2 separate regions of the Homo sapiens genome follow, and region 2 is linked to region 1. Evidence: read pairs that join two places in POLR2A ChIA-PET (ENCODE). Cell type or tissue: A673. All regions are shown on one strand. Each heading gives the region's core, and the rest is flanking DNA. Links, peaks and the distances in the headings are about the cores only.

The links. ChIA-PET counts read pairs that join two places held together with the same protein. Peaks named below come from ENCODE experiments on the same cell type or tissue, not always from the same donor. Only the 100,000 strongest peaks of a DNase experiment are listed, where the experiment ranks them.
Region 2: POLR2A ChIA-PET joins it to region 1 with 8 read pairs; 2 of 35 experiments call an interaction of 5 or more read pairs at or near these places.

The regions. Positions count from the first base shown.
Region 1 is chr11:47,531,322-47,546,937 of GRCh38, forward strand. The region is part of intron 1 of CELF1 (CUGBP Elav-like family member 1); the gene reads right to left. Among named protein-coding and RNA genes, the nearest start is that of CELF1, 14 kb to the right of the region's middle. RefSeq lists an enhancer at 10,846-11,345. In A673, for the core only: CTCF peaks have their summits at 5,938 and 8,695; DNase peaks (open chromatin) are centred at 3,570, 7,620 and 9,090; H3K27ac peaks cover 2,030 bases.
Region 2 is chr11:47,069,076-47,084,691 of GRCh38, forward strand. All of the region lies in intron 3 of CSTPP1 (centriolar satellite-associated tubulin polyglutamylase complex regulator 1), which reads left to right. Among named protein-coding and RNA genes, the nearest start is that of ARFGAP2, 100 kb to the right of the region's middle. In A673, for the core only: no CTCF peak of the experiment used is centred there; no DNase peak of the experiment used is centred there.

The DNA of each region.
Region 1 (15,616 bases), core at 3,165-11,164:
CGCTTTGGGAGGCCAAGGTGGGCAGATCACACGGTTACAAGATAGAGACCATCCTGGCTAACATGGTGAAACCCCATCTCTACTAAAAATACAAAGCATTAGCCGGGCGTGGTGGCACTCGCCTATAGTCTCAGCTACTCTGGGGGCTGAGGTAGGAGAATTGCTTGAATCTGGGAGGCAGAGGTTGCAGTGAGCCAAGATCACACCACTACACTCCAGCCTGGGCAACAGAGCGAGACTCCATCTCAAACAAACAAACAAACAAACAGTAAGACCCGAAATATTATTTTTGAACCCCAAGCTCACTTTTGTATAGATATACCTACTCTAGAAACAATGACAAAAGCATTCGCAAAATGCACCACAAAAACACAAAACAATTTGCCTACTTGGCTTCTGATTTTGCCTTAGAAGTATTTTTGAGGCCTGTTTTGATATTCTTTAGCTCAAAATCATCTCCTCTCGTTAAGCACATTGTAAAGTACTTTAAACTCAATATAGCATTTATCATCATCTCTTCCCTCCCACTTGTTAAAGAACTAGCTTGTTCCAAATATGGCATTATCTTTTCCAAGTTCTAGGGTTTAGGCATGACATAATTCCTTTAAAGAATTATTTTTCTTGTCATGACTGACAAGCATGACTTAAATGGAGATAAACAGGCTACTGAAAAACATTTGGGAATTTTTCTGATTACAACTGCTCTTATTTTTATTTTTTTTTTTTTGAGACAGAGTCTCGCTCTGTCGCCCAGGCTGGAGTGCAGTGGCGCAATCTCAACTCACTGCAACCTTCGCCTCCCAGGTTCAAGCGATTCTCCTGCCTCAGCTGCCTGAGTAGCTGGGACTACAGGTACCCACCACCAGGCCTAAATAATTTTTGTATTGTTAGTAGAGACGGGTTTCACCATGTTGGCCAGGCTGGTGTCAAACTCCTGACCTCAGGTGATCCACCTCGGCCTCCCAAAGTGCTGGGATTACAGGCGTGAGCCACCATGCCCAGTGTACAATTGCTCTTTTATGATGAGAGAAAAACAATGTATAGCTTTAAAATGGGGAATCCACATAAAACTATCTTCCCTTTGAACTCCAGTACAGGGGCTTTTGCCAATTAAACAAGTCACCTCCACCTGAGGAAAGAGGCAGACGCTGCCTGCCCAGGATGCTGTAGAAGGGATTCCTTCCATGGATAGAAAGTTTCTCTGCATAACTTTTGTAAAGGTCCTTTGCTAACCTCAGAAACTGATTTCACTATGAAAAGTAGAGGAAAGGTGAATCCAATGTGTGGGTAGAAACAACAGAACAGTGCTGGGAAAATTCCTGCTTCTATCTCTATGTGAATTTAAGTAAGGCATTCCATGTCCCTCATTTTCAAAATGATAGGATTAAAGAAGAAAAAAATCTCTGAAGTTTCTAGCATTTTCAGCCTATAGCTTACTTTTTCTCCCTCCTATGCCAGCCTGGGCCACCCACCACCTTCCCACTGCTGCAGCACCTTACCATAATTAGGCAGCTTTTTAAAGCTTCTAATTAACGGAACACAGAAATTAAAACCTTTAAACTTTCTTTTCTATTTCTGGCTCACTGCAAATGTGCAACAGCATTTTATTAAGGAGTTGTTAATGCCACACAGTTCTTGCTATACTGGCTTTTCTCTGAACCCCAGTGACAGTTACACAGTGACAAGTTGTAAGCAAAGAGGTTGTTACCATGGGAACCCACTAGGATTCCTGGGGGTGGATCCAGAAGGCTTTTTTTTTTCTATCACAGTATTTTTTTTTTTTGATGTTCTGGATCTGGCAATTCAGAAAGCTGATCTTATTATTTCAGCAAGCTACCTTCAAGAAATAGTACCATACAGTATACATTTCTGAAGAAATATTAGACCAAGCGCAGTGACTCACGCCTGTAATACCAGCAATTTGGGAAGCTGAGGCGGGGGGATCACTTGAGGTCAGGAATTCAAGACTAGCCTGGCCAACATGGTGAAACCCCATTTCTACTAAAAATACAAAAATTGGCCGGGTATAGTGGCTCATGCCTATAATCCCAGCACTTTGGGAGGCCAAGGCAGGCAGATTGCCTGAGCTCAGGAGTTCACGACCAGCCTGGGCAACATGGTGAAACCCCCTCTCTACTAAAATACAAAAAATTAGCCAGGCATGGCAGTGTATGCCTGTAGTCCCAGCTACTCAGGAGGCTGAGGCAGGAGAACTGCTTAAACTCCGGAAGGCGGAAGTGGCAGTGAGCTGAGATCGCACCACCGCACTCCAGCCTGGGCTACAGAGCGAGACTCCATTTCAAAAAATAAATAAATACATACATACATACATACATAAATTAGCTGAGCATGGTGGCGGGCACTTGCAATCCCAGCTACTTGGGAGGCTAAGGCAGAAGCATCACTTGAACCTAAGAGGCAGGGGTTACAGTGAGCTGAGATTGCTCAAGTGCACTCCAGCCTGGGCAATAGAGCGAGACTCTCCCCCAAAAAAAAAAAAAAAAAAAAAAGGAATATTTATAACTATTTTAGTGACACTCTGTTGCACAATAGTTAAATATATTCAACTCTTAGTTTTTCCCCTCCCTCTTCATAAAAGCAGCTACATCAATATAAACTCAACTGAAGTTTCTATGACCTATGTATGCTGCTATTTCTTTCCAGACCACAACATAAGTTATATTTAGCATTTTTTCTTTCCTTTTTTTTTTTTTTTTTTTTTTGGACATAGAGTTTCACTCTTGTTGCCCAGGCTGAAGTACAGTGACACAATCTCTGCTCACTGCAACCTCCGCCTCCTTAGTTCAAACTACTCTCCTGCCTCAGCCTCCGAAGTAGCTGAGATTACAGGCGCCTGCCACCATGCCCGGCTAATATTTTGTATTTCTAGTAGAGATGGGGTTTCACCACATTGGCCAGGCTGGTCTCGAACTCCTGACCTCAGGTGATCCACCCGCCTTGGCCTCCCAAAGTGCTGGGATTACAGGCATGAGCCACGGCGCCTGGCCATATTTAGTATTTTTTCTATCAAGATTTCAATGTTTTCCAAAGTTCAAGAAATCTCAGCTTCTCTACACAATTATGTTAGAAATATATCAGACACAAAATTATAAAAATAAAGCTGGCCGGGCGCCATGGCTCATGCCTGTAATCCCAGCACTCTGGGAGGCCAAGGCAGACAGATCACAAGGTAAGGAGACCGAGACCATCCTGGCTAACATGGTGAAACCCTGTCTCTACTAAAAACATACAAAAAATTAGCCGGGCGTGGTGGTGGGCAACTGTAGTCCCAGCTACTCGGGAGGCTGAGGCAGGAGAATGGTGTGAACCCAGGAGGTGGAGCTTGCAGTATGCAGAGATCGCACCACTGCACTCCAGCCTAGGCGACAGAGCGAGACTCCATCTCAAAAATAAATAAAATAAAATAAAATAAGCCAAGAGAAGTATAAGTTCAATCTCCAAGTATGCCTCCAAAACTGTAGTGTGTAGATAAATGTGATGTTAAATTACGTTTAGGGAGATGAACTGCCACTCCCAGCTAAATGTGTGTTGTCACTCAGTTCCCTGGAGACCCATTCTGTTAGAAGATATCTTAAGAAAACAGATCATTTACAAGTCTGATCTGTGGATCTGTTTTTTTCAGAAGTGGAACAGTCAGAATTAGAAAAAAAAAAATTTTTTTCCCTAAGTTGGAAGCTTTCTGGAAAAGGGTTAAGTCTTTCCATAGATCTAGCTTAGCCCCAGAGCAAACTTATACCAGACAAATGAACATTAACAAAAACAGCACTTGATTTCACAGTAATAATCTAGAACTTCAGCTACCCTACGCCTGATCCATAATAGTTTGAGCCAGAAAAGTACCTGGCACAAATTTCAAGAGTATCCCTCACACTAATAACTACTGAAACCTAAATATAAATTCCATTTAAATGTGTTGAAAACCAAACTCAGAACCAATTCATACAACAAATTCACAAACCAAAAGAAAAAAAAAATGGTTCTATGGAGATAAGATATACCATTAACTACCGTAGGCAATAGTTATTAAGATACTCCACAAACATATTATGTCTTGGGCTGGGCGAGATGGCTCACACCTGTAATCCCAGCACTTTGGGAGGCCGAGGCAGGCGGATCAGTTGAGTTCAGGAGTTCGAGACCAGCCTGACCAACATGGAGAAACTCCGTCTCTACTAAAAATAGAAAATTAGCCGGGCATGGTGGGGCATGCCTGTAATCCCAGCTACTCAGGAGGCTGAGGCAGGAGAATCGCTTGAACCCGGGGAGGTGGAGGTTGCAGTGAGCCAAGGTTGCACCACTGCACTCCAGCCTGGGCAACAAGAGCGAAACCCCATCTCAAAAAAAAAAAAAAAATAAATCATGTCTTGTTTTGCTATATTTACTCACCTAAGCTTTCCTGTAGCATGCCCACAAGTTTTTTTGTTTTTGTTTTTTTCTTGAGATAGGGTCTTGCTCTGTCGCCCAGGCTGAAGTGCAGTGGTGCAATCTCGGCTCACTGCAATCTCCACCTCCTGGGTTCAAGCGAGCCTCCTGCCTCAGCCTCCCAAGTAGCTGGGATTACAGGCGTGTGCCACCGTGCCCAGCTAATTTTTTCTGTTTTTAGTACAGACAGGGTTTCACTGTGTTAGCCAGGATGGTCTTGATCTCCTGACCTTGTGATCCGCCCGCCTCAGCCTCCCAAGGTGCTGGGATTATAGGCATGAGCCACTGCACCCAGCCCAAGAGTTTGTTTTTAAATAGTTTCTGGCCAGCATGGTGGCTCAAGCCTGCAATCCCAGCACTTTGGGAGGCTGAGGCAGGTGAATCACTTGAGGCCAAGAGTTTGAGACCAGCCTAGCCAACATGGCAAAATCTCATCTCTACTAAAAATAGAAAAATTAGCTGGGCATGGTGCCAACGGCCTGTAGTAGCTCTTCTGGAGACTGAGGCACGAGAATTACTTGAACCCGGGAGGCGGAGGTTGCAGTGAGCCAACATTGCACCACTGTACTCCATCGTGGGCGACAAGGCGAGATTGTCATAAATAAATAGATAGATAGATAGACAGACTGATAGATAGTTTCCCAATGCTATCTATAACCCAAATTAGCTCAGTAAAGAGGTTTGCAAAGCTTTTTAAAAAACTGCATTTGTAGGCCGGGTGTGGTGGCTCATGCCTGTAATCTCAGCACTTTGGGAGGCCAAGGTGAGCAGATTACCTGAGGTCAGGTGGAGTTGGAGGTCAGCCTAGCCAACATGGCGAAAACCCGTCACTACTAAAAAAAATACAAAAATTACCTGGGCGTGGTGGTGCACACCTGTAATCCCAGCTACTCAGAAGGCTGAGGCAGTTACTTGAACCTGGGAAGCGGGGGCTGCAGAGCTGAGAACACACCACTGCACTCCAGCCTGCGTGACAGAGTGAGACTCCATTTCAAAAAATAATAATAAAAAATAAAAATTGCACTTGTAAATGTATGCAGAGACTATTAAACAGAAATAGCACGCAATAAAAACAATGAATATATAATAAACATAATGTCTTTCCATAATTATTTCCCATCAGCTTGAAAGGGGAAGTAGGAAGGACAAGTCCACAGTATAGTTTTGGCACATGAGTTTAATATCAAACAGCCTAGAAACAAAAAGGAGAAAACAGGACATGACAGGAGGCAAACTCTTGGATGCTTTATTCATTTTTACTAGTGGTTTACTATTTCCTTGATTTTATTTGGAAAAGCATGTCTTGGCCCAGAAAGGCAAGAGTGCAGACTGCCAGCAATATCAGATTATCCTTTTCTTATTCTTTGGAGCTACTGAAAACTGAGCCAAAATCAGAGTTGTCTAGGAGCCTTCTGACTGTTCAGGCAATAAAAATTACGAAGTTTCAAGATCAGAGCTCCACAAGGTTTTTACCATACAAATTTTTTTTTTTTTTTTTTTTGGGACAGAGTCTCACTCTGTCGCCCAGGCTAGAGTGCAGTGGCGCCATCTTGGCTCACTGCAGCCTCCACCTCCTGGATTCAAGCAATTCTCCTGCCTCAGCCTCCTGAGTAGCTGAGACTATAGGCACACACCACCACATTCAACAAATTTCTGTTATTTTTAGTAGAGACGGGGTTTCACCATGTTGTCCAGGATGGTCTCGATCTCCTGACCTCGTGATCCACCCGACTCAGTCTCCCAATGTGCTGGGATTACAGGCGTGAGCCACCACACCAGGCCTACAGTACAAACCTTAACCATAATGTCTTTTGATGGAAAGCTGCTTACATTTTTTTTCCAGATAACTCCTTGGAGCTTTTAAAGTACTCCATCTTCAGAAGACAATGACTTAAATTCACAGAATTAAAATGTTAAGTCTTTTTCCTATTACTAATCCTTAATACTGAACTGTTCCAAAACATAAAATTAAAGTGCCATTTGACTAGACATGGAGTAGTCAACAAATAATTACCAGATATCTACTTTATGCAAGGCCCCAGTACTTATGTAACACTATAGACTGTAAAATTTCCTCTATGCACAGCACTGGGTTTAGTACGATACACACAACACATAAAGGCATAATCATTTTGTTTTCTTTTTTTTCTTTTCTTTTTTTTTTTTTAAAGAAAGGTGTTTCACTTTTTCACCCAGGCTGGCTGGAGTACATTGGCACAATGATAGCTTTCTGTAACCTCCTGGGCTCAAGGAGTTGAGTCCTGCCTCAGCCTCCCAAATAGCTAGGACTACAGGTGTGCACCACCATGCCTGGCTAAATAATTTTATTTGTAGAGACAGAGTCCCTGTATTTGCCCAAGCTGGTCTCAAACTCCTGGCCTCAAGCAATCCTCTTGCCTCAGCCTCCTAAAGTGCTGGTAATGCAGGCATGAGCTACCATGCCTGGCCCATAATATTGTTTAGATATATTTGCAATCATCATTTGATCTCTGATATCAAATAATATCTTCTAGCTTTTTCTATCCTACATTATCTATATATGGAAGACAGAATCTTGATGTTGGCTGTGTACCAGGTTGTATATAAATCTCCATTTTGGCTGGGCGTGGTGGCTCACGCCTCTAATCCCAGCACTTTGGGAGGCCCAGGCGGGCAGATCACGAGGTCAGTAGATCAAGACCATCCTGGCCAACACGGTGAAACCCCGTCTCTACTAAAAATACAAAAAATTAGCCAGGCATGGTGGTGGGCACCTGTACTCCCAGCTACTCGGGAGGCTGAGGCAGGAGAATGGCGTGAACCCGGGAGACAGAGCTTGCAGTGAGCCGAGATCGCGCCACTGCACTCCAGCCTGGGCAAAAGAGCAAGACTCCGTCTCAAAAAAAAAAAAAAAAAAAATCTCCATTTCAAAACTAGCTTGTCTCTTTTTAATTCCTGCTCATTAGTATTACAGGGAATGTTTACATTTCTCTGGAATAAAGTCTTTCAACCTAACAAACCAAAATATCACAGGAAAAAAACAAAATCACGTTAGAAGCGCTAAACTGTCTTTCTCAGAGCTTCCCCCTCTCCCTTATTAACATTTCTCAAAGAGAAAAACACCACTGTGATGCTCCTCTCACAGATCATTCATGAAGTTACTGAGCTGGGACCAGAGAGACTCCATCAACTGGGCACACAGCCATTCACCATTACCCTTTGTTTAAAGTCTCAACAGCCATTCAACCCACATTATTGTGTTCCACTCAAGCCCATCAACATTTTTTTAAGAGGAAACAATCAGGAAACTAAAACAAACGCCACTTAACTAGAAATGAAGAAAAGACTGAATCCATATGCCTCACAAACAAAAATTCTCTAAAACTGATGGCTCACTTTAAGTTTCCTATCTGAAATAGCAGTATTATTTTTAACAGGCTCATATTCCTAAAAAAATTAAAAACAAATAATTATAAAAAACTTGTTAAAAAAATAAACTCATAATCTTGATCTGGCAAAGCATTCTAAACACCAAATGCAAATATATATACTGAAGGAGTCAAGACCTCCAGCGGCCTTTTGCCTGGGGCTAAGGAGGGTATGGGGGAAAAAGCACTCTTCCCAACAGCTGGGTGTGGTGGCTCAAGCCTGTAATCCCGGCACTTTGGGAGGCCGATGCGGACAGAACACCTGAGGTCGGGAGTTCGAGACCAGTCACGGCTAACATGGTGAAACCCTGTTTCTACTAAAAATACAAAAAATCAGCCAGGCATGAATGGTGGCACACACCTGTAATCCCAGCTACTCTTCCAAAGAGCCATGATCCCTGACAAGATGATTCTAAATTTCAAATTTTACAAGTGCTGTGCAGAGCTCTGTACTAAGTCTAACTCAAAGTTATTTCGGCTGAAAATAACAGAAAGCTTACATAAAAACTAGAGTTAACTGAAAGGGTACTAGACCACTCCAAGAACTCCAAACAGGCCCACACCTGGAAAGTCTTTAGGCATCCAGATTTTTGCTCTGCATGTGGATGGCTGCCCTCTCTCCAGAGCTGCATTTCTCATCTATGCTTCTTTCCAGATGAAATCTACTTACTTCTCCCTCCCTACGGAATGACCTTCACTGCTTCCACCTGTACGAGCCTGAACTTGGCTGCATACCAGCATCTGATTTTATGTCCTGAGTTCTCTGAATGTAGGTGACTATTTGTATCTTAAAGACTTGAATCTCAGTTCTAATCTCAAATTCCTAGGACAAAGTGATTTGCCCAGCTTGGGCCAGGTGTCCACCTCTGGTGCAATAAGATATTACAAGAGGGGCTAAATCACAAGGTATAATTAGAGTAGGGACTATATGCCTGAACCACTCCCCTAAAGTATATGCAATACACTAAGCAGTAAGGCAGTTTCCATCCTCAAAAAGCTTAAAATCTTGCTGAAATAATAAAATACTAAATCAGGTACAGGAATGAATGGACAGGAAAAGCCTCATGAAAAAGATTAGCTGTGCACTAAATGACAAATACTGAATCATGAGCATGGAGGGGCTGAAGAGCATTCCTAAACACGAAATGTGATGTCTGCTCCTCTTGCTCTAGCCATCTAGGAAATACAGACCTAAGGGATAAATAATCTTTTACCACATAAACAGCTTCCAGTAAAATATCCTTGTTGAAAGCCTGCTATAAAATGACTTTGAACACAAAGCAGTGCTGCTTCATCATGCAGTAATCACCCACTAGCTGACAAATGTCAAACAGTTATGCATTTTCAAGCTGTCATCACCACCCTGACTTCCTTTCACTCCTCGGCCCCCACGAGACTCTTGCTCAGAGAGCACTCAAAATCAGGCAAGCAGGCTGGGCGCGGTGGCTCACGCCTGTAATCCCAGCACTTTGGGGAGGCCGAGGTGGGTGGATCACGAGGTCAGGAGTTCAAGACCACCCTGGCCAAGATGGTGAAACCCCGTCTCTACTAAAAATACAAAAATTACCCGGGCATGGTGGTGGGCACCTGTAATCACAGCTACTTGGGAGGCTGAGGCAGGGAGAATGGCTTGAAACCAGGAGGTGGAGGCTGCAGTGAGCCGAGATCGCGCCACTGGACTCCAGCCTGGGCGACAGAGAGAGACTCCATCTCAAACAACAACAACAACAACAACAAAACAAAAAACAGGCAAGCAGCCAGTAAATGGCACAGGTGTTTCTCACTGAGAATATCCCACCCGATCTAGCATGGTAAGTTAGCAGCAGCAACACCCAGACAGAATTCATCCAGGAAAGAAACACTAGCTGAGCTATGTGACTGCAGTGTGAGGGAAAGCGGCTGGAGCTGAAAAGTAGAATGTTTCCCATACACAAAAGCTAGAAGTACAAAGCAACTGGAAAAAGCGTACAGCAAATTATCTGTACAAAACAGAAATTAACAAAAACTTAACAGATGTCCAAATAATACTGGGTTAAAAAAGACAATCTACTCACAGTAGACTATTAGTCACCTCACATTATCACCAATATCATACATATTCACACAGTCTGCAAGAGCTTACTCAATCTCACAGGAAACAAAAAGGTAAAAGAACAAGGAGAAAGTGGTGACAGTTTCTAACTTAATGATTATTTTGCTAAAGAGTAGCAATGTTACTATGAAAATGGAAACTACTTGGCCAGGTGTGGAGGCTCACACTTGTAATCCCAGCACTTTGGGAGGCCAAGGCGGGTGGATCTCCTGAGGTCAGGAGTTTGAGACCAGCCTGGCCAACATGGTGAAACCCCGTCTCTACTTAAAACACAAAATTAGCTGGGTGTGGTGGCGCATGCCTATAATCCCAGCAACTTGGGAGGCTGAGGCAGGAGAATCGCTTGAACCCAGGAGGCAGAGGTTGCAGCGAGCCAAGATCTCACCACTGTACTCCAGAGCCTGGTGACAGGGCGAGACTGTCAAAGAAAGAAAGAAAGAAAGAAAGAAAGAAAGAAAGAAAGAACGAAAGAAAGAACGAAAGAAAGAAAGAACGAAAGAAAGAACGAAAGAAAGAACGAAAGAAAGAACGAAAGAAAGAAAGAAAGAAAGAAAGAAAGAAAGAAAGAAAGAAAATGGAAACTACTGACCCTTCGAAATTAAAAGTATAACAGTACAAAATTACACAGCCCAGGAATCAAAAAACTTCATTTTGCATAATCCCCAAACTAAAGACATTCCCCCCCAAAACACAGTTTTAATGGAGTTATAACTTAGAAAGAAAGTAAAATTATTCAACTCCATTTTGTCAAAGCTGAATGTAGCTATAAAAAGAAGACCTGGAGGTCATAAAGTTAGTGGAGAGTTCTTTCTAAAGCCGTACTGGGCTGGGCGCGGTGGCGTGCGTCTGTAATTTCAGCACTTCGGGAGGCCGAGGCAGGTGGATCACCTGAGGTCAGGAGTTCGAGACCAGCCTAGCCAACATGGTGAAACCCCATCTCTACTAAAAATACAAAAATTAGCCAGGCATGCTGGCAGGTGCCTATAATCCCAGCTACTCGAGGTTGAGGCAGAAGAATCGCTTCAACCCGGGAGGCGAAGGCTGCAGTGAGCTGAGATCGCACCACTGCACTCCACCCTGGGCAACAAGAGTGAAACTCTGTCTCAAATAAATAAAGCCGTATCTGCACCCATGAACATATCTAAAAGTGGCACATCAAATTTGATTAAGTGAGATCCATTAGGTATCAATGCAATCACTAAAAAAACCTCATCATTCTTGATACTTTCTCCATTTTTTTTTTTTTTTTTTTTTGAGACAGGGTCTCCCTGTTGCCCAGGCTGGAGTGTAGTGGCGTGATCTCAGTTCACTGCAACCTTCACCTCCTGGGTTCAAGCCATTCTTGTGCCTCAGCCACTTGAGGAGCTGGGATTACAGACACGCACCACCACATCTGGCTAAGTCTTGTATTTTCAGTAGAGACAGTGTTTCACCATGTTGGCCAGGCTGGTCTCAAACTTCTGGCCTCACGTGATCCGCGTGTCTTGGCCTCCCAAAGTGCTGGGATTAAAGGCGTGAGCCACCGTGCTCAGCTTTACAACATATCAACAGGGCTGGACTGTGCTCATCTTTAGAAAATATCAACAGGGCTGGGTGCGGCAGCTCACACCTGTAATCCCAACACTTTGGGAGGCCAAGGCAGGAGGATCACTTGAGGACAGGTGTTCAAGACTAGGAGAGATCCCGTCTCTACAAATACTACAAAAATTAGCCAGGTGTAGCAGTGTGCACCTGTAGTCCCAGCTACTCGGAAAGCTGAGGCTGGAGGATCGCTTGAGCCCAAGAGTTCCAGGCTATAATTGCACCACTGCACTCAAGTCTGGGCAACAAAGAGAGATCCTGTCTCTAATGGAAAAGAAGGCCAGCATGGTAGCTCATGCCTGTAATCCCAGCACTTTGGGAGGCCGAGGCAGGAGGATTGCTAGAGACCAGGGGGTCAAGACCAGCCTGGGAAACATAGTGGGACCCCATCTCTACAAAAAATAAAATTAGCCAAGCGTGGTGTTGCGCACCTATAGTCCCGGCTACTTGGGAGGCTGAGGTGGGGAAGAATCACTTGAGGCCTGGGAGGTTGAGGCTACAGTGAGCCACGATAACGCCACTGCACTCCAGCCTGAGTGACACAATGAGACCTTGTCTCGGAAAACAACAGCCCAAAAAAGCCCCAAACTTTACAAATCTGGAACTTAATGAAGTGTAAAATAAACAAATATGTACTCATGGCCTCCACAGCACAGCAGAGGTTAAAAAATAACTATAGAATTCTATAAAGAAACCTCTACTTTAAGAAGATTCTAAGCCAATTCTATGACAAGACCAAAGTTATTTTACAAAGGTCTCATCAAGGAAACTGTCTTCAAGGCAGTCATGATGTTGCCCTCCTGTAATCAATCCCAACTACTCAGGAGGCTGAGACAGGAGGACTGCTTGAGCTCAAGAGTTTGCACCAGTTTGGGCTACATAGCGGACCCGTGGACCCCTGTCCCCACCCCGTCTCTAAAAAAAAAAGAAAGCTGTTTTCGGCAAATAAGGACTCTTGATACAATATAGTTTACAAAGCAAATAGCTAAAACTGATTAAGTCTTAAATCTGCATTACAACTCTAAATATTAGAGCCCTCCTCCCCGCCTCAACTTGTCACTTGAAACTACGAAGAGACCCAAGTGTCCCCTATTACAAATCCAAAATATTCATTTATAATTTTCAGTTTTCTTTGAACACAGAAGCCTCCTAACAGTAGACTCTCAAAGTAGAAATAGTGAATATGAAATCTAGGAAACCATATTACCCAAGTATTCCACAAGGAACAACGTCCTGTTTAGCACAGCATTTCAGACACACAAATCTTATCCCTTAAGCCACAACAGACACAAGAAAATGCAAAACAAAATGCACTCATAAAAGGGAACAAAAGGAACACTGACATAGTAGCTACTGCTCATCTATGTATGGCACTCCTAGGCAGTTCACCTGTGTTATTTATTTCATTTGGCTGAAATGCATTACTGACCCAAGAGACTAGTGGTATGCCCATTTTACACATGGAAAAAGAAACAGCATTATCAATACTGTATCAGGCACTGTTCAGTGCCTAGCATAAGTTACCTCAATTAATCCTCACATTACTATTCTGAGTTGGTATCTCCACTTTAAAGACAGGAAAACAGGGCCAGAAATGTTAACTGGTGGTACCCCAAATCCACTGTCCCAAGCTGTCACAGCTATCCTTACCAGGCTGTGTTTATAAAGCCCATTCAAGTCACATCATTCTTTCAAACCATTTCAAGGATTCCACAATCAAAAAATCAACTCTCAATTACAGAAAGACTTAATTCTCCAGATTTTCATCAAAATTTTCTTATTTCTATTTTATTTGCCTTTTGACCATTTCAGTGTACTGTAATTCTAGTATACGTGTTCTGGTAACTATAGGATTATATTAATAGCAATCAACTTTGGGAGGCTGAGGCGGGCAGTTCACCTGAGGTCAGGAGTTTGAGACCAGCCTGACCAACATGGAGAAACCCCATCTCTACTAAAAATACAAAATTAGCCAGGTATGGTGGCACATGCCTATAATCCCAGCTACTCGGAAGGCTGAGGAAGGAAAATCACTTGAGCCCAGGAGGTGGAGGTTGCAGTGAGCTGAGATGGTGCCACTGCACTCCAGCCTGGGTAACAACAGTGACACTCACTCTCAAAAAAATAAAAATAAAAAAATCAAGAATCAAAGAATAGGCCAGACATGGTGGCTCATGCCTGTAATCACAACACTTTGGGAGGCCCAGACAGGCGGATAACTTGAGATCAGGAGTTCAAGATCAGCCTGGCCAAGCCTGGCCAACATGGCGAAACCCCATCTCTAATAAAAATACAAAAATTAAGACCGGGTGGAGTGGTTCATGCCTGTAATCCCAGCACTTTGGGAAGCCGAGGTGGGCGGATCACCTGAGGTCGGGAATTCGAGACCAGCCTGACCAACATGAAGAAACCCCATCTCTACTAAAAATACAAAAATTAGCCGGGCATGGTGGCGGGCACCTATAATCCCAGCTGCTTGAGAGGCTGAGGCACGAGAATTGCTTGAACCCCTCCCAGCAGAGGTTGCAGTGAGCCGAGATTGAACCACTGTACGCTAGCCTGGGCGACAGAGCGGGACTCTGTCTCAAAAGAACAAATAAATACTGACCTTCATTCAGAACCATAAAGTCTCCAATACTCATTATTAAGAGGTTAATAACAAGAGTTATTAAGAGGTTATTAAGAGGTTAATAAGGAACATATTGTTAATAACAAGGAGCATTAAGAGGTTAATAACAAGGAGTGAATCTGAAGTCTTACAGCATAAAGTTTGCCTAGCTGCCAGAGACCTTATTTCTATTTCTTCTTTTTTTAGTAGAAAAGTTTTACAAAATTTGTAGGAAAATACAATAATTTTTGTATTTTTTGTAGAGATGAGGTCTAGCTATGTTGCCCAGGCTGGTCTCAAGCTCCTGAGCTCAAGCAATCTGCCCGCCTCAGTCTTCCAAAGTGCTGGGATTACAGGCATGCACCACCATGCCCAGCCCCTCTCTCTCATATGTATACGTGTGTGTGTGTGTGTCTGCGTGTGTGTGTGTGTGTGTGTGTGTGTGTGTGTGTGTATATATATATTTTTTTTTTTTTGAGATGGAGTCTCCCACTCTCACCCAGGCTGGAGTGCAGTGGTGCCATCTCAGCTCACTGCAAGCTCCGCCTCCCGGGTTCACGCCATTCTCCTGCCTCAGCCTCCCAAGTAGCTGCGACTACAGGTGCCTGCCACCATGCCCAGCTAATTTTTTGTATTTTTAGTAGAGACGGGGTTTCACCGTGTTAGCCAGGATGGTCTCGATCTCCTGACCTTGTGATCTGCCTGCCTCGGCCTCCCTACATCTTTTTAAGGGAGAAAAATAGGAGAAAGGCCTTTCATGCAATTGACAGATACTCTCAGTATCTTTTTTTTTTTTTTTTTGGGCGGGGGCCGGGGGCGGGGGCGGGGGAGGGAATGGAGTTTTGCTCTTGTAGCCCAGGCTGGAGTGCAGTGGCTTGATCTTGGCTCACTGCAACCTCTGTCTCCCTAGTTCAAGCGATTCTCCTGCCTCAGCCTCCTAAGTAGCTGGGATTACAGGCATGCGCCACCACACCTGGCTAATTGTGTATTTTTGGCAGAGACGGGGTTTCTCAGATGATCCGCCCACCCTGGCCTCCCAAAGTGCTGGGATTACAGGTATGAGCCACCACGCCGGGCCAACTTTCTTCACACTAGAACAAACTGAGAGACCTATGAGTATCTTTGAAATGTTCATACCTGAAAGTATTATTCTAACTAGGCCATTAATGACAGATTTACAAATTTATCTGTGCACAACATAAGATACCTAGAAATTGGTCCACCTAAGAAAGCCATTCATATATTATAGGTATAAAGCAAAGGCAGGAACTTGTCAATTCTTATCCTCTTCATGTGATACTTTTTCAGCACACATTTTTTGAAAACGCTGTGCCAGGCACAGTGGCTCACACCTGTAATTGCAGAACTTTGGGAGGCTGAGGTGGGTGAATCACCTGAGGTCAGGAGTTCAAGACCAGCTTGACCAACCTGGAGAAACCTCCGTCTCTACTAAAAATACAAAAAATTAGCTGGGGGTCATGGCAT
Region 2 (15,616 bases), core at 3,104-11,103, 460 kb before region 1:
AGACTTTAAATAAAAGTATGTTTTTAATAAGAATTGAAATTAAACTTTTATAGAAACTTCTAAGTGCCTCTGCAAATTTCTAAGCTTCTGTGGAACATGGTTTGAAAACTACTGATCTACTTCAACCCTTCCCCATTGTGTAAATATAAAAATCAAAGCCAAGGTCTCCTAGTCACTTGGTAGGACCTGTAAAACCAAGACTAAATTCAGGTCTTCTGGTTGTCAGTCAAATGTTCTAGCCATTATCATGCTCTGCTGCTAAATGAACATATACATTTTGTGTCATTTAGTCTCTGAGATGAATGTATGATTTTGTAGCCCAAAACGTAATTGTAGTAGTTAAGGCATAAGAATGCATTGCCCATGTGATTTTATTTCTTCTTTCATTGTTTTACAGATGAAGGTAAAGTAGCTACAAGTTCTTTAATTTTAAGTTCCATTTTACCTATCTTCAAGAGAAAAAATAGTTACTCCACCTGGTTTAAAATTTAAAAATAATAATTCTTATTAGAGAGGGACGTATAATACTTGTTTATTGGATATTTCATGCTTTGAAGGACATAATAAGCAGATTTTGGAAGTTCTTTGAAAATACAAGAGTTTTATTGTTGTTGTTGTTGCTGTTTATTTTATTATTATTATTTTTTTTTTGAGACAGAGTCTCACTCTGTAGCCCAGGTTGGAGTGCAGTGGCACGATCTCACTCACTGCTACCTCCTCCTCCTGGGTCCTGGTTCCAGCAATTCTCCTGCCTCAGCCTCCCAAATAGCTGGGATTACCGGCATGTGCCACCATGCCCAGCTAATTTTTGTGTTTTTAGTAGAGACGGGGGTTTCACCATGTTGGCCAGGCTGGTCTTGAACTCCTGACCTCATGATCCACCCGCCTTGGCCTCCCAAAGTGCTGGGATTACAGGCATGAGCCACCGCACCCGGCCGTTGTTGCTTTTTAATTTTAAAGTTAGGCTGAAGTGAGACTGTAACACACAACGTTATTAAACGCATTCTCTAAAGTAGATCTACCAAGCCAGGCACAGTGCACATGCCGGTAATCTCACTTGAGCCCAGGAGCCCAGGAGTTGGAGAACATAAGTGCACTATGAATGTGCCTGTAAATACCCACTGATCTGCAGCCTGGGCAACAGAGTGAGACACCATCTCAAACAGGGTGGGTGGATGGATGGAGAGAGGGGGAGAGAGAGAGAGAGAGAGAGCTGGAAGTATGTAAAAGCAAATATAAATAATGTTGAAAATTTAATATTTTCCAGTTTTATTTTGCTTGGCATAACCTGCTCTTGATTCCCACTGATACCGCCTGACCCTAATTTAGAAACCTAATTAGACACCTTGGGGAGGTTGTCAAAAAGACAGATTCCTTGATCCCACCTCAAACGTACTCGACCACAGCCAGCAGGCAAGGGGCCTGGGAATTAATTTTAACAAGCATTTCAGGTGATTCTTAGGATCACTCAAGTTTGGGAAACATTAAGCGGTTTCAACCCTGCTTGCATATTAGGATCAGCTAGGGTGCTTTTAAAAAATACTGTTGCCTAGGTCCCTCCCCAGACCACTTTAATCAGAATCTTTTTGGTTGGGACCCAGGCATTTTAAATGCTCTGCAGGTGGTTCTCATACACACTGAAGCTTGAGAACTCCTGCAAGACAGTTGGAAATGTAATTCTCTGAAGCACAGCCCTGGTCTTGTCACTGCTGCTGAGAACCTCAATGGTTCTGTATTGCCTACTAATGAAATATGAATTTATGACTATCATAAGGCTACTCATGACCCAACACCAGCTTTCCAACCACTACTCTCCTACTTATAGACTATACTCTGGCCACACAGAAACACTTTCCCCAAACACTCCTTGTGCTTTCCCCCTTTCACACCTCTGTTTTTGCTTTCCCACCATGTAGAACTTTCCCCCATGTCTGTCTGTCACAGTCCTGCCCATCCTCAAATAGACCCAGCTCAAGTAGATTCCCATTTCCTCCTGTCCTTGCCCTCCCCTGCCTCCATTCAAAAGCGACCTCTTAGGGCATTTGTCCTATCATACCTTATATTTAGTTATTGGCAGATACATAGTCTCTTTCATAAAATGCCATGTGGAATTAAGAATAAGTGGATTTTTATCTTTCCTTTTTCCCCATCTAGATTGTAAATTTGTAATATCAACTATCTGTTTACTTCTGTGTGAGGCACTAAAGAGAAAGACTTTAGAGTCAAATGGCCCTAGGTTCAGGTGCCTTTTTTATTGGATATGGCTGTGTGACCATGGTCAGGTTAATTTTTCCAAGCCTTAGTTTTCTCATCTATAAAATGGAGAATATACTACTTCAGTGTTGTGAAAACTAGATTTGATAACCGACTGGAGCCTTCAGTAATCCCGGTATGTAATAACTGCTCTGTCAAAGTCTGTTGCTTTTATCATTGTGATAATGATCATTGTTAGCTCCCTTGAGGGCAAAGACTGCATATTTTATCTTTGGATCCCCATTCTGAACCTTGCTTATTGTAGGTGCTTGATAAATACTGGGTGAATAAAATAATGAATGCCTGCTGGGTCGTGCTTACTTATATAGTCCACTACCAATCAGTTCAGCCTGTCTTGGAAGGAGCACTTCAAATTTCAATTTAACCATCAGATAAAGATAGAAAATAGGATTTCCACTACAAACTTTAAAAACTGTATTAAAAAGGCCAAAACCCCAGTTAAACTGTAAGACAGCTGCTCTCTTTCTGCTGCCAGGAAATAGAGAAAACCCTCCAAGGACTATTTGCTGTTTGTTTGTGCATCATATAATAAACATGCTGTGACTTGGGGAGAGCACACACTTCCCCTGCAGGCAAGCTTGGGTTTGGGAAGTTGCATGTAGCAGCAGTGAGGAAGAAATCCCCCACTCTGTGGGAGAGGTTCCTTCACGGACTCCACTAAGCCCATTTGCAGTTTTGCTGAGTTATTTACTAAGATGAAGGGACTGGGTGTGGCTGGTCTGAGATTCCTCCTGGGAAGTCACTTCAAGAATCTCCTTAATTTCCTCACCCTTCATCTTTGTTCTCTGGCTTTGGTGCAAGGGTGCAGTCAGTCGCACCCAGTTGGCTGCTGTTCCCAGCACACTGAATTATTTGAAGCTGGCTGTGGCAGCCAAGGATTCCCTGTTCTGTTCTTTTCCCCTTGCCCTGATTTGAAAAACGGTCTGGAAATTCTCATCTGGCATGACCAGAAGGAACTTAGTAGGTTGCAAGCTGTTTTTCTAGATGCACAGGACCAAACAGAACCTTTAAAGCTGTAAATTACCATTTCTCAAAAACTCAATTTGATGGATTTTACATGGACAAATTATATAACGTAGGCTTTACCATCACCACTATCGTTTAAACAAGAGGCCATCCAATTGAGATGAAACCGATATAGGAAAGTAATTATCATCAGCTTTGTCACTTGAAGAAGGAATGTGAGGATATATTAGCTAATTGAAACCTCAGGAAAGATGTATAACAAAACATATAAGGATTAATGAGTAGTCCACAAAAGTGTTTACCAGATGACCAATATCTTTTAAAATATATAGATGTATTCCAGCTCTTTTAATTAGAAAATATATATATATACACACACACATATATGGATAAAAAATGAACTTATAATTACAATAGATGTGATGACAAAATAATTCATAGTCTGAAAAATATATAATTTCAGTGATCAGAGCCTTATGTATTATGCTAATTGTCCAATAATTTCTTGAAAGTATGTTTCTACTTTTAAAGTAAAATTAAATTCAGAAAGCAATGATGAGCAAATATGTGATAATATTCTAGGCAGACACTGAACATTTATATTTATTGTGAGAACAGCATGATGGTAGAGTACTATTTATATAAAATTATGTATCTTTATGTCTTTATATGTTTACATGCATACAAAAATATTTGGAAGGAGGTTTACTGAAATGTTGTGAATGATTTTCTCTTAGTGTTGAGACTACTTTTTTCTTCACACATTTTTATATTGTCTGAGTTTTTATAATGAGCATATAACATTTTTATAATCATAGTAAAAATAAAGCTATTTTTATAGCTTTCATATAGGAAAATTTTGCTTGAGCATCTGCTATGTGTCCAAAGTGGTACTAGAAATTATGAGATATAGGAAAGAAGGCTGTGGCCTGGCTACCAAGATGCTTACAATCTAGCTGGGAAGACAACTAGGGAGTGGGATCCTATAGAATGTAATCCGGTGTCGGGATGTATGGTTCAAAAAGGTGCTACGGAGCATCAGGAAGAGGAGAGGAAGCTCTCAATGGAAGGAAGCTTTCATCGAAAATGAAGATTAGGCTGGGTGCAGTGACTCATGCCTGTAATCCGAGCACTTTGGGGGGCCAGGGTAGGAGGGTTGCTTGAGCCCAGGAGTTCAAAACCAACTTGAGCAACATAGTGAGACCCTGTATTTTTTTGAGAAATATTTTAAAACTTAGAAAGAAAGAAAAGGAAGCTTAGATTGGACCTTGAAAGATGGACAAAAATTGAATAGGAGGGAGAGAAGAAGGCATTTTAGGCAGCATGAGCGCTAAAGTGATAATAATAATGCTTTTTGAAAAGAAAGGAGGAAACCAGCTTGTCTAGAATAAAAAGTAAATATGATTTGTGATGGAGAAGTTTGCTTTATTGCTAAGTTTATTTCATAAGATATCTTTGATATATTACAAACTATATTTTTGTATACTTGAGCAGGTCCTAGAAAAATATTTTGTAATTATTCTGAATATTGACTCTAAAGTGATGTAAAAACTATGACTACTATGAAAAATTCATTATTTTAGTGTATTGAGGGTAGAAGATTTCAGTACATATGCTGTGTAACACTGTCATCTCTGTGCACAAGCTTGTTCTCAAGTCAAACAGTGGCTTTTCATATAGTCTTTTAATTTGTGGTTAATATGTTCCTACACCTTTCTTCTTCTATTAAAAAAATCAAATTAGCCGAACGTGGTGGTGCACACCTGTAATCCCAGCTACTTGGGAGGCTCAGGCGGGAGAATCTCTTGAACTCGGGAGGCAGTGGTTGCAGTGAGCTGAGATTGCGCCACTGCACTCCAGCCTGGGCAACAGTCTCAACAACAACAACAACAAATCAAAAAGCACCAGTTGCCATGGCTCATGCCTATAGTCCTAGCACTTTGGGAGGCAAACATGGGAGGATTGCTTGAGCCCAAGAATTTGAGACCAGCCTGGGCAACACAATGAGACCAACATCTCTACAAAAATAAGAAAAACTCACCAGGCATAGTGGCTCACGCCTCTGGCCCAGCTACTTGGGAGGCTGAGGTGGGAAGATTCCTTGAGCTCAGGAGGTTGAGGCTGCAGTGAGCTGTGATCATGCCACTGCATTTCAGCCTGGGCAACAGAGCAAGATCCTGTCTCAGAAAAAAAAAAAAAAAAAAAACAGAAAAAAAAAAATCAAAACTAAGGTTGGGGAAGGGGGGAAATTTTCTTTTAAAAAAGACATTAAGATGGAGACTTTTCAAACAATGGAATCAGAATTCACTTTTAGCAGTTACTTAGTTAACAGGACTATATTCTGTTTGTAGTGTATACCCTAAATGCTGTAGCCATGTAAGTGATAATTACAATGTATACAAGTCTTCCTGAGAACCATATATTTGAAATTTTAAGTACAAAATGTCAGCCATAAAGTTTTCCTTATTGAATTTGTGTATTATTAAGTGCTTTCAATGTTCAAAGCTCTATGCCAGATGAAAGATATACAGGGAGCTCCCTCATTCATCGATTCGTTTATTCAACAGTATTTTTTTAGTGTGTCCTCTGTGCCAGGTATTATTCTAGGTGCTGGTACTAAAAGAATAAGGAGAATATAGTTCTATTTTTAAAGAGTTCACAGTCTCGTCTGAAAGAAAATGGACATGTAAATAGTTATAGACCCTCTAGAAAGTGTCAGGCCAAATACATGTGTTTATTTGCTGTCTCTGTAGAGCACACTAAAATTGTAATACGTCAGGTGTGGTGGCTTATGCCTGTAATCCCAGGACTTTGGGGAGGCCAAGGCAGGAAGATCACTTGAGGTCAGGAGTTCGAGACCAGCTTGGCCAACATGGTGAAACCCCATATCTACTAAAACTACAAAAATTAGCCAGGTGTGATGGCAGATGTCTGTAGTCCCAGCTACTTGGGACTTGAGGCAGGAGAATCGGTTGAACCCAGGAGACAGAGGCTGCAGTGAGCCGAGATCGCAGCACTGCACTTCAGCTTGGGCAACAGTGCAAGACCTTGCCTCAAAAAATAAATAAATAAAATAAAATAAAAGTATAATAAAGAGGGAGAAAAGATGTAAAGGCACAAGAACAAAACAAAGGAAGACATGACAGGAAATAATAGATATCCACCAAATTTTAGACGGTGGACAGCAGAAGCATAAGTAAAAACTGATTTGGTAAAGAAAACTGATGTATAACTACTTGCAAAAGGAAAAAGGTATGTTTGTGCCATAGAGGCCTAAAAGGGTTCAAGAATTGGAGGTGGGTTCAAGAATTGGAGGTGTCGGCCAGGCGTGGTGGCCTCACGCCTGTAATTCCAGCACTTTGGGAGGCAGAGGCAGACAGATCACCTGAGGTCAGGAGCTTGCGACCAGCCTGGCCAGGGTGGTTAAGCCCCGTCTCTACAAAAATACAAAAATTAGCTCAGCATGATGGCAGGTGCCTGTAATCCCAGCTACTCAGGAGGCTGAGGCAGGTGAATCTCTTGAACCTGAGAGGTGGAGGTTGCTGGGTTGCTGTGAGCTGATATTGCGCCACTGTACTCCAGGCCTGGGTGACAGAGCGAGATTCATTCTCAAAAAAAAAAAAAAAAAAAAAAAAAAGAATTGGAGGTGTCAAGTACTCTGAAACTGGGAGTGAGAGGGGAGCTGAAAATAAGAGGATATATTGAAAATCATTATGAGGAGCAATTAGATCCCCAGATCCCTCCCCCAACTTCAAGCATCAAGGTCACTACCCTTCATTCCATAGAAGACTGGAGATATTAAACTAGAGGAGCTCTTGACTCAGGAGCACCAGACACAGAGCGTAGGTGAGATGCCCTAGTGAAAAAAGATTGTCAATGTCTATCTGCTAAATGTTGACATTTATTTTCCAGCTCCCTTCCCTTGCTTAGCTGTCAGAATGCTGGCTTCCAAATGAATATACCCCAGGTGGGATTCTGGAATATTTTCTGGAGAAACTGAAATAGCCTCAGAGGAAGTCCCTACAAATCTGACATTTAGGAGTTGCACAATGAAATGACCAGGTTTCCGCCCATTCATTCTACAGTGAAGCTCAATATAAACAAGCTCCAATTCATTCAGATAACCAGTTTTTTAGTACCTCGCACCAAATAGGAATGAACATATTCAGGTATTCAAGGATCACCAGAAATTTGGGGGAAGTCTCTAATATGATAGCCAGAAGCCAAAACAAAACAAAATAGAGGCCAGGCATGGTGGCTCACACCTATAATCCCAGCACTTTGGGAGGCCGAGGAGGGCAGATCACCTGAGGTCAGGAGTTCAAGACCAGCCTGGCTAACATGGCAAAACCCCGTCTCTACTAAAAATATAAAAATCAGCTGGCCATGGTGCCTGTAATCCCAGCTACTCGGGAGACTGAGGCACAAGAATTGCTTGAACCCAGTAGGCAGATGTTGCAGTGAGCCAAGATGGTGCCACTGCACTGCAGCCTGGGTGATGGAGCAAGACTCTGTCTCCAAAAAAAAAAAAGGAACAAGAAAGAGTTCTTAGAAAGTAAACATTGTAATAGCTGAAAGAAAAATTCAGTAGATGGGTTGAAAGATCAAGAAATTACCCAGCAAAGGCAAAGAAGTAGAAAACAGGAGGAAAAAAAAAAAAAAAGAAAACTGAAGGCCCAGTCCAGGAGTATAAGACCTAAAAATTTGAAGTTCTAGAAAGAGAAATTGGAAGAACTAGAATGCCATCAGGCTTCTCAACAGCAACATGAGAAGCTTAAAAAAAAAAAAAGTGCAATGCTTTTAGAATTCTAAGAGAAAATTATTTTCAACCTAGAATTCTGTACCAAACCGAACTATCAATCAACTGTGAGGATAAAGTTGTTTTTTTTTTTTTTTCTTTTTAGACAGAGTCTTGCTCTTGTCGCCCAGGCTGGAGTTCAGTGGCCCAAACTCGGCTCACTGCAACCTCCGCCTCCTGGGTTCAAGCGATTCTCCTGCCTCAGCCTCCCAAGCAGCTGAGATTAGAGGCACCCGCCACCACACCCAGCTAATTTTTTGTATTTTTAGTAGAGACGGGTTTCACCTTGTTGGTCGGGCTGGTCTCGAACTCCTGACCTCAGGTGATCTGCCCACCTCGGCCTCCCAAAGTGCTAGGATTACAGGTGTGAGCCACTACACCCAGCCGAGGATAAAGATTTTTAGATGGGCAGGGTTTCATAAACTTTAACTTTTATGCAGCCTTTCTCATGAAACTACTGAAGAGTATGTTTTATCAAAAAGTGAGAATAAGTTTAGGAAGATGAAATTATGAGATCTAGCATCAAGGGGTGCAACACAGGAGAGAAAGAAAGAGAATTCTTAGAATGATAATGGAAGGTAGTTGCAGGACAACAGTTTGTGCAAGACAGCTAGAAAGCAATTCAGATTGAAGTAGCAGGACAGAAGGCTCTAGGAGGAATTTCTGCAGGAAAATTAAATAATAGAATTGATTATCTGTTGTGTAAAAAAATTGTCCAACCTTCAGTTGGAGAATTAGGGTTTAATACTTCAGTTGAAGAAGCACTGATTAATACTTAAAAACCCCCACAAACCGAGAAAGAAATAATCATTCTAAGAAAAACAAAAGGTTGTATAAGAAAGAAAATATAATAATATACCTTGTGTTTTTGCTGTGCATAATATTTACATAGTCATAAATGAGTAAATACTGAATATTGGTAAGCCAAAATTAGTATCATGAAAAGATGGACAGATGGGAAGTATATGTGTGTGGTGAAAAAGATAATTTGTCATCTTCAACTGAAAGTTAAAAGATGTCTAACATTTAAAAATCAAGAAATAGCAGTATAAACATATTATTTAAAGAAGCAAAGCAAAAAACAGAGGACTCAGTGAGTTTTGTTAAGTATGACAGGTTAGAAGAATTACTACAGTAGTTTGGTTGGGGTGAAATGAGTTATAACTTCCAAGAGAACCATTTTAGTTGAGTGACGGAAGCAACGTTGAAGGAGTTACTGAGTGAATGAATGGGTAGTAAGAAAGAGGAGGTAATGAGCATAGCATACTCCTCTGAGAAATCTGGCTTTGAAAACAAAGGGAGGAGAAAGCGGTGTTAGTGAGTTGAGTCTATGAAAGATTTTTTAGATTAAGACACCACTTAGACATGTGTGCATAGACAGCAAGGAGTTAATGGAGAAGGTAAGGTCAACGATGCAAGCGTAAAGGGGATAGTTGGTGGAGCAAGGTCCCAGAAACTGAGATAACATGGACTCAAGAGCATAGATGGAAAGATTAATTGTAGGAAGAGAAGGGAAAGATTTCTTTCTCTGAAAGAAGGAAGGAAGAGGTGCAGATAAGTGAAAATGCAGAGAAATATTAAGGTATAAAGGAAGGAAATTGAGGGACTTAAAAAGGTGGCTTCAGTCTTCTCAAGAAAATAAGAGGTTCTCTGCTGAGAGTTTGGATTTGGGGCATAGGATTAGCTTGGAAATTTGAGAATGGAAAATATCTGAAGGCATGTGATGCCAAGTTAAAAGGAGATGACTAAAATGATTATCCAGTAGCCACGAGTGTCCAGTTGAGGTTAGATAGCAGAAATTTGTAATAAAGCCAATCAATATGGTTTCTGGACTTCCCTCAAGAACGTTCTATCTCCAAAAGTTGTATTAATCATCATCTTGGCTAGGATGGCGTTTCCTTGGAGTGTCTTAAGAGACATTCCAGGGTTCAAAAACTTTAGAAAATGCTTGCTCAAGGAGAGTCAGTGCTCAAGAATACCAGAGAGAAGGTTTTCTTGTGGGACACTTCAATCTAGGTCATTCGGAGGTCTTGTGGGGGATCATGAGCAACGAAAAAGAAATATACTTGAGAGACTTAAATGACACAAAACAGTTTGATATCAAAAAGATCTGTAGCTGCATGGACATCTGGACACAAATCTGAGGGTGAGAGCGTGTTGGAGAACACCTGGATTCAGATAAAAGAAGAGCAGAAGAGAAGTGACATCATTGTGGGATTAGAATATAGACTACCTAGCCAGATGGAAGAAATAGATAAAGCATTTCTGATGCAGATCGCAAAACTGGCCTGAGTCAAGAGAGCTTGGTGATAGGGATTTCAAGCATCAGCACATAAGCTCAAAGTCAAGTTCAGCCAAAAGCTGCATACTTGATTAATTCTTTTTTTCCTGTTTGTTTATGTTTTTCTGATCAAAGAAAAACTTGCTCATTGTAGAAATGTAGTAGTACAGGAAAGTGTAATGAAGTAGAAAAATAATCACTCATAAATCCACTCACCATTAAAATACTTGCTAATTATTTCTAGTATTTTTATGCATTGTTGTCTTTGCATAGTAGAGATTATGCTGAATATACATTTGTCTAAACTGTTTTTTAACATAAAAGACTTTTCTCATATATATTTCTTATATATCTCATATATTTTCATATATATCTGAAATTCTTTTTATATGTTCATCTTTCAGAAGGAAGAAATACGGCCGGGCGCGGTGGCTCACGCCTGTAATCCCAGCACTTTGGGAGGCGGAGGCGAGTGGATCACTTGAGGTCAGGAGTTCGAGACCAGCCTGACCAACACGGTGATACCCCGTCTCTATTAAAAATACAAAAAAATTTAGCCGGGCATGGTTGCACACACCTGTAATCCCAGCTACTTGGGAGGGTGAGGCAGGAGAATCACGTGAACCCGGAGGCAAAGGTTGCAGTGAGCCAAGGTCATGCCATTGTACTGCAGCCTGGGAAACATGAGTAAAACTCCATCTCAAAAACAAACAAACAAAAAAAAGGAAGAAATATGAGATAGGAGTCCAAGATATATATAATTATAAAAATAATTTCAGGGCCGGGCGCGGTGGCTCACGCCTGTAATCCCAACACTTGGGGAGGCCGAGGCAGGCGGATCATGAGGTCAGGAGATCGAGACCATCCTGGCTAACATGGTGAAACCCTGTCTCTACTAAAAATACAAAAAATTAGCCAGGGGTGGTGGCACGCGCCTATAGTCCCAGCTGCTCAGGAGGCTGAGGTAGGAGAATTGCTTGAACCCGGGAGATGGAGGTTGCAGTGAGCCAAGATCGTGCCACTGCACTCCAGCCTGGGTGACAGAGTGAAACTCCGTCTCAAAAAATAATAATTTCACTATTTACTCTTTGCTAACATTATTTCCATTTTTCTGAAAATAACCAGTCAATGCTACTGTATTAGGCAGGAAAAAGAAATAAGAGGCATAAAAATTTTAAAAGAGAAGGAAAAATTACATGATTGCAGGTGATATGATTACTTAGCTGGAAAGCCCAAGGTAATCAAATTGAAATCTATTATAAACATTATGCTTCAGCAAGGTAGATGGACAAAATATACTAAAATCAATAATTTATTTTAAAAAATAATAAGGGCCAGGTGCAGTGGCTCACACCTGCAATCCTAGCACGTTGGGAGGCCGAGGCAGGCAGATTGCTTGAGCCTAGGAGTTCGAGACCAGCCTGGGAAACATGGTGAAACTCTGTCTCTACAAAAAATACAAAAATTGGCCAGGCATAGTGGTGTGTGCCTGTAGTGCTAGCTACTGGGAAGGCTGAGATGGGAGGATCACTTGAGCCTGGGAGTTTAAGGATGCAGTGAGCCAAGATCAGACCACTGCACTCCAGCCTGGGCAATAGAGCAAGACCCCATCTCAAAAAAAAAAAAAAAAGATTACATACCTAGGAAGAAATGTAACAAGAATATGAAGAGAGCTTTAAAACACTACTGGAAACAAAAAAAAGACTTGGACATATGGAAAGGCATGGTATGTTCTTAGGAAGATTTAAAATCATAAACCTGTCAGTGCTCCTTAATTTAATCTATAAGTTAACATGATCTCCCTAAAAAAAACCAATAGGACTTTTTGCTTATTTGCTTATTTTTTTGAGAGAAATGATTGTAAAGCTCATACAGAAAAAATATGTAGACTAAAATAACCAGAAATATCCCGAGAAAGAAAAGAAATAATGAGATACCAGCCTCGTTAATATCTATAATAGATATTAAAATCTGTTATAAAGCTATAATAATTCCACTATAATTGCTAACAATAAACACTGTGTGCCAGGCACTGTTCTAAGCTCTTTAAATATAACAATTCATTTAATTCTCATAAAAGCCCGTTGAGATTAACCTACTCAAACTCACACTGCCAATAAGTGGCAGAGCTCAGATTTGAACTCAGGTGCTAGCTCCAGAACATGTACTCTCTCCATCACCACACTCTTCATCACCAGCACATTTGTTATTGACATATTAATAGACAGGCAATCAATGGACCAGAATCAGAAGCTTAGAAATTGACTCAAATATAGAAATAAAATTAATCTACATTGGGGAGAGCATTTAAATTAATGAGCACAACTGGTAGCCATGTTAAGAATATGATATTGGATTCTTTCCTCACATCTTATATGCAAACAAATTCTAGATGGATCAAAAATTTCAATATAGGCCAGCTACAGTGGCTCATACCTGTAATCCCAGCACTTTGGGAGGCCGAGGTGGGAGGATTGCTTGAACCCAGGAGTTCAAGACTAGCCTGGGCAATGTAAAGAAATCTGTCTCTACAAAAAAACCTTTTTTTTTTTTTTTTTTACAGCAGGGTGTGGTGGCGCACGCTTATATTAGGTTGGTGCAAAGGTAATTGCGGCTTTTGCCATTCGTAGCAATAGTCTCAGCTACTCGAAAGGCTGAGGTGAGGGGATCACTTGAGCCCAGGAGTTGGAGGCTTCAGTGAGCCATGATCACACCACTGCACTCCCGCCTGGGAGACGGAGTGAGACCCTGTCTCAAAAAAAAAAAAAAAAAATACAAAAAACAAAAACACAAACATGAAGAAACCACAGAAAGATGTTCTTACAATCTCACAGAAGGGAAGATGTTTCTAAGAGAGCTGATAAAAAAAAACCTGGAAGCCATAAAAGAAAAGATTGATATATTTTGTTGCAGAAAGAGGAAAAATATTTGCTTGCCAACAAATACTGTAAACAATAACAAAAGATTAACAACAAACAGAAAGTATTTGCAACTTATATCACAGATGAAGGGCTAATTTCCTTATATACAGAGTTCCTAAAAATCAATAATAAAAATACCAAAAACTCAGTAGAAGATTGAAGGATGAAAATGAACAGAGTTTATAGTAAAGGATTGTATAAGTGGTTCTTTAAAAATTATTTTTAATAACTAGATTGAGATATAATTTATATACCATACAATTCACCTATTTAAAGTGTACAATTCAGTCGTTTTTAGAATATTCAGTTGTAAAACCATCACCAAAATCAGTTTTAGAATATTTTCATCAAGCCCCCTCTGCCAAGAAAAATACCCCGTACACATTAGCAGTAACTCCCCTTTTTCCCCACCCACAAACTCCCAGTCCTAGGCAACCACTAACCTACTTTCTGTCTCTGTGGATATGCCTATTCTGGACATTTCATATAGATTATATATAGATAGAATCATACAATATATGGGCTTCTGTATTTGGTTTCTTTCACTCAATGTTTTCTTTTCTTTGTTTTTATTTAAGTTCTTGGGGTACATGTGCAGGATGTGCAGGTTTGTTACATAGGTAAATGTGTGCCATAGTGGTTTGCTGCACAGATCAACCCATCACTTAGGTATTAAGCCCAGTATGCATTAGCTATTTTTTCTAATGTTCTCCCTCCCCCGACCTCACCCCCCAACAGGCCCCAGTATGTGTTGTTCCCCTCCCTGTGTCCATGTGTTCTCATTGTTCAGCTCCCACTTATAAATGAGAACATGCGGTGTTTGTTTTTCTGTTCCTGCGTTAGTTTGCTGAGGATAATGGCTTCCAGCTCCATCCTTGTCCCTGCAAAGGACATGATCTCATTCCTTTTTATGGCTGCATCACTTACAGTTTTCAAGATTTATCCATGTTGTAACATGTATCAGTACTTTATTCCTTTTTGTGGCCAAATAATATTCCATTGTATGATTATACCACATTTTGTCTATCCATTCATCCATTGATAGACATTGGATTGTTTCCACTTTTTGGCTATCATGAATAATGCTGCTGTGGATGTTTGTATACACACTTTTTTGTGAACATGTTTTCAGTTCTCTTGGATATATACCTAGGAGTGGAATATTGGGTCATATGGTAATTCTGTGTTTGAAAGAACAGCCAAACTGTTTTCCAAAATGCCTGCACTCTGTTACATTCCCAGTAACAGTTTATGAGGGTTACAATTTCTCCACATTCTTGCCAGCATTTGATGTTACGTGTCTTTTTTATTATCGCCAGCCTAGAGGTGTGAAATGGTATCTCACTATCCTTTTGATTTGTATTTTCCTGATGACTAATGATGTCGAACATCTTTTTACATGCATATTAGCCATTTGTGTATCTTTTCTGGAGAAATGTTCATCCACATTGTGGAATGTATCAGCACTTCATTCCTTTTTACTGCTATGTAGTATTCCGTTGTATGAATATAGCACACTTTGCTTTTTGTTTGCTTGTTAATGTACACTTGGGTTATGTACAGTTTTTGCCCATTATGAATAAATCTTCTAGGAACATTTGTCTCCAGGTCTTTTTATGGATGTATGTTTTCATTTATCTTGGGTAAATACCTAAGGGTTGAATTACTGACTGCTTTCTAAAACAGTTGTACCATCTTACATTCCCACCAGCAATGTATGAGAATTCCAGTTTTTACAATTGCTTGTTAACATTTGGTATTGTCAGTCTTTTGCATTTTAGCCATTCTAGTGGTTGTGAAATGAAATCTCATTGTGGTTTTAGTTTGCATTTCCCTGATGACTAATGATGTTGAATACTTTTTACTGCTTGTTGGTCATTTGTATATCTTCCTTTGTGAAGTGTCTCTTCAAATATTTTGCCCAATTTTTAGTGGGTTGTTTGTCTTTTTATTATCCAGTGGTAGGAGTTCTTTACACATTCTGGTTACAAGTTAGATATGTTCATTACAAATATTTTCTCCCTCTGTGGCCTCTTTATTTATTTCCTTAGTGATGTCTTTTATTGAGCAGAAGTTTTAATTTTTTAGCATTTTTTTTCTTTTATGGTTAATGCCTTCTGGGTCCAGTCTAAAAAATCTTTGCCTACCCTAAGGCTGTGACAGTGTTACCCTATATTTCCTTCTAAAAGCAATAGAGGTTTAACTTTTATGTTTAGGCCTATAATTCATCCTGAATTATTTTTTGTTGGTAGTTTAAGATTGAGGGTCAAGGTTTTTCCCCGCTCCCCTCATGGATAGCCAGTTGAGACAGTATGATTTATTGAAAAGACTTTCCTTCTCCTACTTGTTGTGGTTCCTTTGTTAAAAATAAATAAA